2 separate regions of the Homo sapiens genome follow, and region 1 is linked to region 2. Evidence: chromatin loops called from intact Hi-C (ENCODE). Cell type or tissue: K562. All regions are shown on one strand. Links, peaks and the distances in the headings refer to the core of each region. The heading gives the core; the rest is flanking DNA.

Region 1 (2,922 bases), core at 143-2,642, 130 kb before region 2:
TTCCCCCAGGTCCTGCATGGAGTGGGAGAAGCTTGGGCAGGGGTTGCCTTGGGCTCCAGCAGGCCCACAGTAGGCCCCGGTCTAATTCAGTTTATACCCATATCGGGCACATTTTAAGCTCTGTATGCCCATATAGGGCACATTTTAATCTCTTTTCCTGTGGTGAGGGAGCTCACAGGTTTCCTGAGGAGACTAGCTCTCCACTGAAATCCCATCTAAGCGTCTGAGCTTCACTCACCGCCAGGGAGCAGAAGTCGTCTTGCCACAGCCTCCCCTTGGAGGGAGCCTGACGGAATTGTGGTTTTGTTATCATTACGGCCACAATTATCGAGCACTAGCCACGTGACAGAGATTCGTTTGCTAACACTCACTCTCACACTGAAAGAAAGGAGTTATTCTTCCCATTTTACAGAGGAGGAAACTGAGTCTTAGGGGTGTTAACTGCGTGGCCAGTGGTCAAAGAGCCAAGGGGGATGGAGACCGGATGTGTGGCCAATGTGCAACTCCAGAAGCAGAACCCACGCCACCGGGGGCTTCCTGGGTCTTGAACAACAGCGGAGAACACCACATCACGGAGGTAGGATTTAACAAGACCTGTCTATGAAAAGGAAGAGTCGAGCTATTGATCTGTTCTTCAAGTAAATATCCACCCACAGTTACAATAGAGAGAGTTTATCTTCATGCTTTTTTAAAAAATCCAGCTTTAAACAACAACTAACAGATTTAACTGAGGGTAGTAACCGAGGGCAAATGTGTTGTTCGCAGGGAATGCAGCTGCAGGAGCATTTTGGTGTGTTCATGTTCAAGGGTTTGGTTTTCTTCTTTTCTTTTTCAAAGCAAAAGTAGCTTCCAATTTTTCATCTTAGTGCGTCCAGTGTATCAGTCCCTCTTGTGCCTGCTAGTGCTCAGCAAAGTTTCAATGCAGCTGCCCTGGCCCTCAGGGATCCGCAGACTCTGGCTGGATGATGGTGAGGGAGACCTCAGGCCAGACAGCAGCAGTAACTTCTCCCCAGGTGCTTCTGCACTGGCTGCTTGGACTCAGTGGTGTCAGCTCTAATTGACTCTTTATGTGGTGTGGTGCTGGTGTGTGTGTGTGTGTGTGTGTGTGTGTGTGAGACAGAGACAGAGAGAGACAGAGACAGAGAGAGCATATGCAAAGGACTTTCTTCTCTTTTGAATGACCCAGGTGAGGGAGCTTCCACAGCACACCTGGTGACCTCAGCTGAGGTCAGGTGAGGAGCTGCTTCTCTTCTGTCCCATGAGCCTCTCTCTGGGTGTGTTGCCAACCTCATCTTTTTTGTGATCACAAATGGAATGTCTACGTTTCTGCCACCTGTCCGACTGCAATTTAATCCTCAAAAGGTATTTCCCGAGATTGCTTGTGCCCAATTCCTGAGCCTCCCTGGTCACAGAGCAGCACCTGGGTATAGTAGTTGGCATGATATGACCACAGAATGCCAGCATTGGGAGTTACATTGGAGATGATAATCCCACACCTGCCCTGAATCCTGAAAAAGGTTTGCTCGTGGGAAAACTAGGGCGAGACGTGTACAGCGGATCTGCCGGTCATGCCTTGCCCTTCTTCCATCCAGCAGGGGGCCCCTTCTCAGGAGCCTGACAGTGACAGACGCAGAGCTGGACAGGTGAGTTTTCCGCACTGCGGAGCTGTCGAGACGCAAGGCTGGCGGGGAGCTTGGGACACACGGGAGGACCCTACTCCCACCTTGTGTGAGCTGCCGAAGCCTGGGAGCAGAGAGAAGGGTGGAGCAACACTCTACCCTCCCGCACAGAGATATACTTAACGTGTGTTCCCATAGCTACACTCACAAAATGCCACAGAGCCTTCCAAAACCCATCTGTTTGAAATACATCCAGGGTTTACACTGAAAATACCAAAATCCTTAAAGAGACTTCAGCCTCAGAAGGGACTGGTGATTTGTAAGTTTGCATCCAGCATGAGATCTGGACGCCACGTTCCCATCTCGGGGGAGACTTTATAAGTTGCCCCTAAACCCCCTGCTCTGAGCTGACTGAGCAGTCAGCCAGTCATGCTCCTCAGGCCCCCTGAGGCCAAAGTGCCAACAAACTGGATTCAGGCCCACACTTATCCTCATGTCCTGCCTCTGTGCTCATCCTGTCTCACAGACAGCGCGGCCTCTCCCCAGGTGCAGAGATTGCTTTTCTCCATTTGCTTTTCATCACCCTACCCCACACTCCAGGTGGCACCCAGCCTGTGCAGGCCCTGTTGACGCCCAATAAATGCCCGTGCCCAGCCGGCCAATGGTCCAACCATGTGTAACCCCCATCTCCCCCACTCTCAGTCCATCTGCATCTGTCTCCCGCCTGCAGGATCACAGCTCACACGAGGCAGCTTGGTCCCTCGGGGCTCACACAGGAGCTTGCCTGTGTGGACAGCAGCACCAGCACCGGCCTGCGGGGGCTTTGGCAGCCCCCATCCGGGGTTGGGTATGGTCATGTGGGAAGGAAGGACGGGGGCAGGAGGCCAAGAAGGACGGGCACATCAGGGGCAATAGGGAAAACGTTGAGCCTCCAAGTCATGGCCTCAGGCCCTCCTCCAGCTCTCATGGCCCCACATGGCCTCCCTGGGATCTGAAAGCCTGGCATCCAACAGACAATGCTGTTCTCAGCTCTCAAATCTCCCCGGTCCAATCTCAGAAGTCAGCTCTGAGGCTCGGAGTTTATAATCTAATCATTCCAGCCAGCACGGAAGCAAAGCAACATCCCTGAGTACATTCCTATTTGTGTATTTACCTGTGAGGGATGCAGAAAGCACGAGGGTTAACGCCCCGTCTCCGCTCGGGCCACACTTAGTCATGCCATCTTAGCCACGAGGTGCCTTCCTGTCTGCTCTGGCACCCACTCTGACTCTCAGGGCTGATCTGGAAGAGGATTCCAGGGGCC
Region 2 (2,922 bases), core at 254-2,753:
GTTCTTTCTTGTCTCTTCTTGTAAGAAGGCACTGATCCCATGTATGAGATTAACTCATCCTCATGACTTTCCTCCCAAAGGACCTACCTTCTAATACCATCCCATTAAGGGCTAGGTTTTAACCTACAAATTTAGCAGGAGGGAGGACAGGAAACAAACATGCAGTCTACAGTAAATTTCAAACAGCCACAGTGAAGAGTCTTTAGTGAACACCCAAGACATTCGGTGAAGAGCCAGAGGAGACATACCTCAGTTGTAGGGTTGAATTTCCTAGGGGGAAGATTACTGTAGACTCTCCCTAAGACCATTTAAAGATAGACCTCAAAAAGATCAAACTGACTTACAAATGACTTGATTGTAAAACAAAGTCTGTCACTCTTTAAAGGATGACAATAAAACCCAAGCATTCATAATGTAACATATCATGCAACCAGAATGCAATCAAAAATTAGTAAACATGCAAATAAGCAGGTACATGTGACCCATAAGGGAGAGAAAAAGAATACAACACAACTATTAATAATATCTCTTATAAAGAGAGATGCAAAATTTTCTAATAATATAGTAGCAAACCAAATTTAGCAACATTTAAAAATTCACCATGATCATGTGAGATTTATTCCAATTATGCAAAATTGGCTTAACACGTAAAAATTAATGTAATGCACAATATGAATAAAAAAGGATAAAATCACATTTTTATCTCAATAGATGCAGAAAAAGTATGTGACAAATTCCAATACCTTTTCATGATATAAACAATCAACAAACTAGAAATAAAATAAAACTTTTCCAACCTGATAAGGGAATCTACAAAAATCCCAAGCTGATAATCATACTAAATAATGAAAGACCGAAGGCTTTCTCCCAAGACCAGAAATAAGTCAAGAATGTCTGCTGTTTTCAGCTGTTACCAGCCAAGGCAACTGGGCAGAAGGTGTCAGATAAAAGGCATCTGGTTTAGAATGCAAAAAGTAAAACCATCTCTTATTGCAGATGATAAGATTTTGTATACAGAAAATCCTAAGCAACAAAAAAAAATTAAAAATAATTTTTTAAAATTTTATTTGCAATAGCACTCAAAAGAATAAAACACTTAGGAATTTGTCTGATATATTTTTAAAAGAAATGCAAGACTTACAGTCTGAAGATTATTAAAATTAAAGGAGATCTAAATAAATGGAAAGGCATCCCATGTTCATGGATCTGAGAACTTAATATTAAGATGTCAACAAGCCCCAAATTGCTCTATAGATTTGACACAATATCAAAATCTTGGCTGGCTTCTTTAAAGAAATTGAGAAGATGATTCTAAAATTCACACATAAATTCAGGAAACCCAAAATAGCCATAACATCTAGAAAAAGAAGAGCAACATTGGAAAAGAGGATTATACTTTCTGTATTTTCAGAACTAAAATTTCAAGTACTGCTTGACAACTCTGAGCCATACAGGCCCATGAGTCTCTCTGCTCTTAGCAGATATGCTCCCCTACCCATCAGGAAAGGCTCTCTGCTATACTTCTTCTCCTGCCAACTAAACCAGCATTACCAGGTTGGGTGGCTTTTTAACCTTAAAGGCTTCAGTTCCCTGCCAGCCCATGAAATTATTCAAACAAGCCAACCCCATTTTCCTGTGGCAAGAGGGGCAGTCCATCCTCTGGTACTACACAGCCTACCTGCACTGCCCCCTGCTGGTTCACTCTGCTCTTTGTGCAATCATCCTGTGGCCCTGAATAATGTGTGGCATCTTCCTTCCCAGACTGTGAGCATATGTGACTAATAAACTGCTGTCATCTCATCTGTTCAGTATCAAATGTTGTATGTTCAACCATCTCATACTTTAGGATGTGACTCCCCACTGTAGCAACAGAGTTAATAGAAGATATTCAGAACATGTTCCAATTATAAACTTATTACAAAGCTAAACAATCAAGACTGTATAGTACTAGCATATATGTGTATATATATATAGATATATATATATAGATGTATGTTAGAATTGAGAGTCTAGAAATAAACCATTACATTTATGGTCAGTTGATTTTCAACAATGGCACTAACATGATTCAAATGGTGCTAGGACAACCAGATAACCTCATGCTAAAGAATGAAGTCAGACTGCTGCCTCAAAACATACAAAAATCAACTCAAAATGGATTGAGTTGTCAATGTAAGAGCTAAAACCATAAAATTCTTAGGGAAAATAAATAGTGTTCATCTTCATGATCTTGGCAAGGCAATGGGATTTTAGATAGGACCCCTAAAGCACAAGCAACCAAAAAAAGAAAGATAAATTAGACTTCATCAAAATTAAAATTTTTTGTGTTTCAAAGGACTCTATCAAGAAAACAAAAAGAAAAATCATAAAATAAGAAAAGTATTTGAAACCCATATACCTGGTAAGGGACTTGCATTCAGACTATATAAAGGATGTTTATAAAAATAATTTTTAAGAGAATATCAATAATAAAAAGACAAAAAATTTTAAAATTGGCAAATTATTTGAAAAGACATTTCTCCAAAGAAGATAAATAAATAGTCAATAGCACATGAAAAGATGTTTGACATCATTAGTTATTGGGGAAATGCAAATCAAAATCACCTAATTCCCACTAGCTATAGTGAAAAAGACAGGCAATTTAAGTGTTGAAAAGGAGAAATTAGAAAAATGGAAACCCTCACACATTGCTGATGGGAATGTAAAATGATGCAGTGCTGTGGAAAATGGTTTGGCAGTGCGTCAAAGTGCTTAACATACAGTAACCGTATAATCTAGCAATTTTACTCCTAGGAATATGAGAAATGAAAATGTACTCCTACCCAAAAAAGTGTACTTGATAGCCAAGAAGTGGAAATAATACAAGTGTCCATCAATCGATAGATGGATTAACAAAATGTGATCTAGCCATATACTGAAGTG

Evidence for each region. Hi-C counts contacts between places; a loop is a spot of excess contacts. Peaks named below come from ENCODE experiments on the same cell type or tissue, not always from the same donor. Only the 100,000 strongest peaks of a DNase experiment are listed, where the experiment ranks them.
Region 1: a loop joins it to region 2, with 4 times the contacts of the local background. A loop is called at or near these places in 2 of 110 quality-filtered maps.

The regions. Positions count from the first base shown.
Region 1 is chr11:134,724,846-134,727,767 of GRCh38, reverse strand. No RefSeq gene overlaps it. Among named protein-coding and RNA genes, the nearest start is that of LINC02714, 9.6 kb to the left of the region's middle. In K562, for the core only: CTCF peaks have their summits at 253 and 1,597 (motif pointing right); DNase peaks (open chromatin) are centred at 277 and 1,587; H3K27me3 peaks cover 1,309 bases.
Region 2 is chr11:134,591,351-134,594,272 of GRCh38, reverse strand. No RefSeq gene overlaps it. Among named protein-coding and RNA genes, the nearest start is that of LINC02706, 120 kb to the left of the region's middle. In K562, for the core only: a CTCF peak has its summit at 1,683 (motif pointing left); a DNase peak (open chromatin) is centred at 1,672.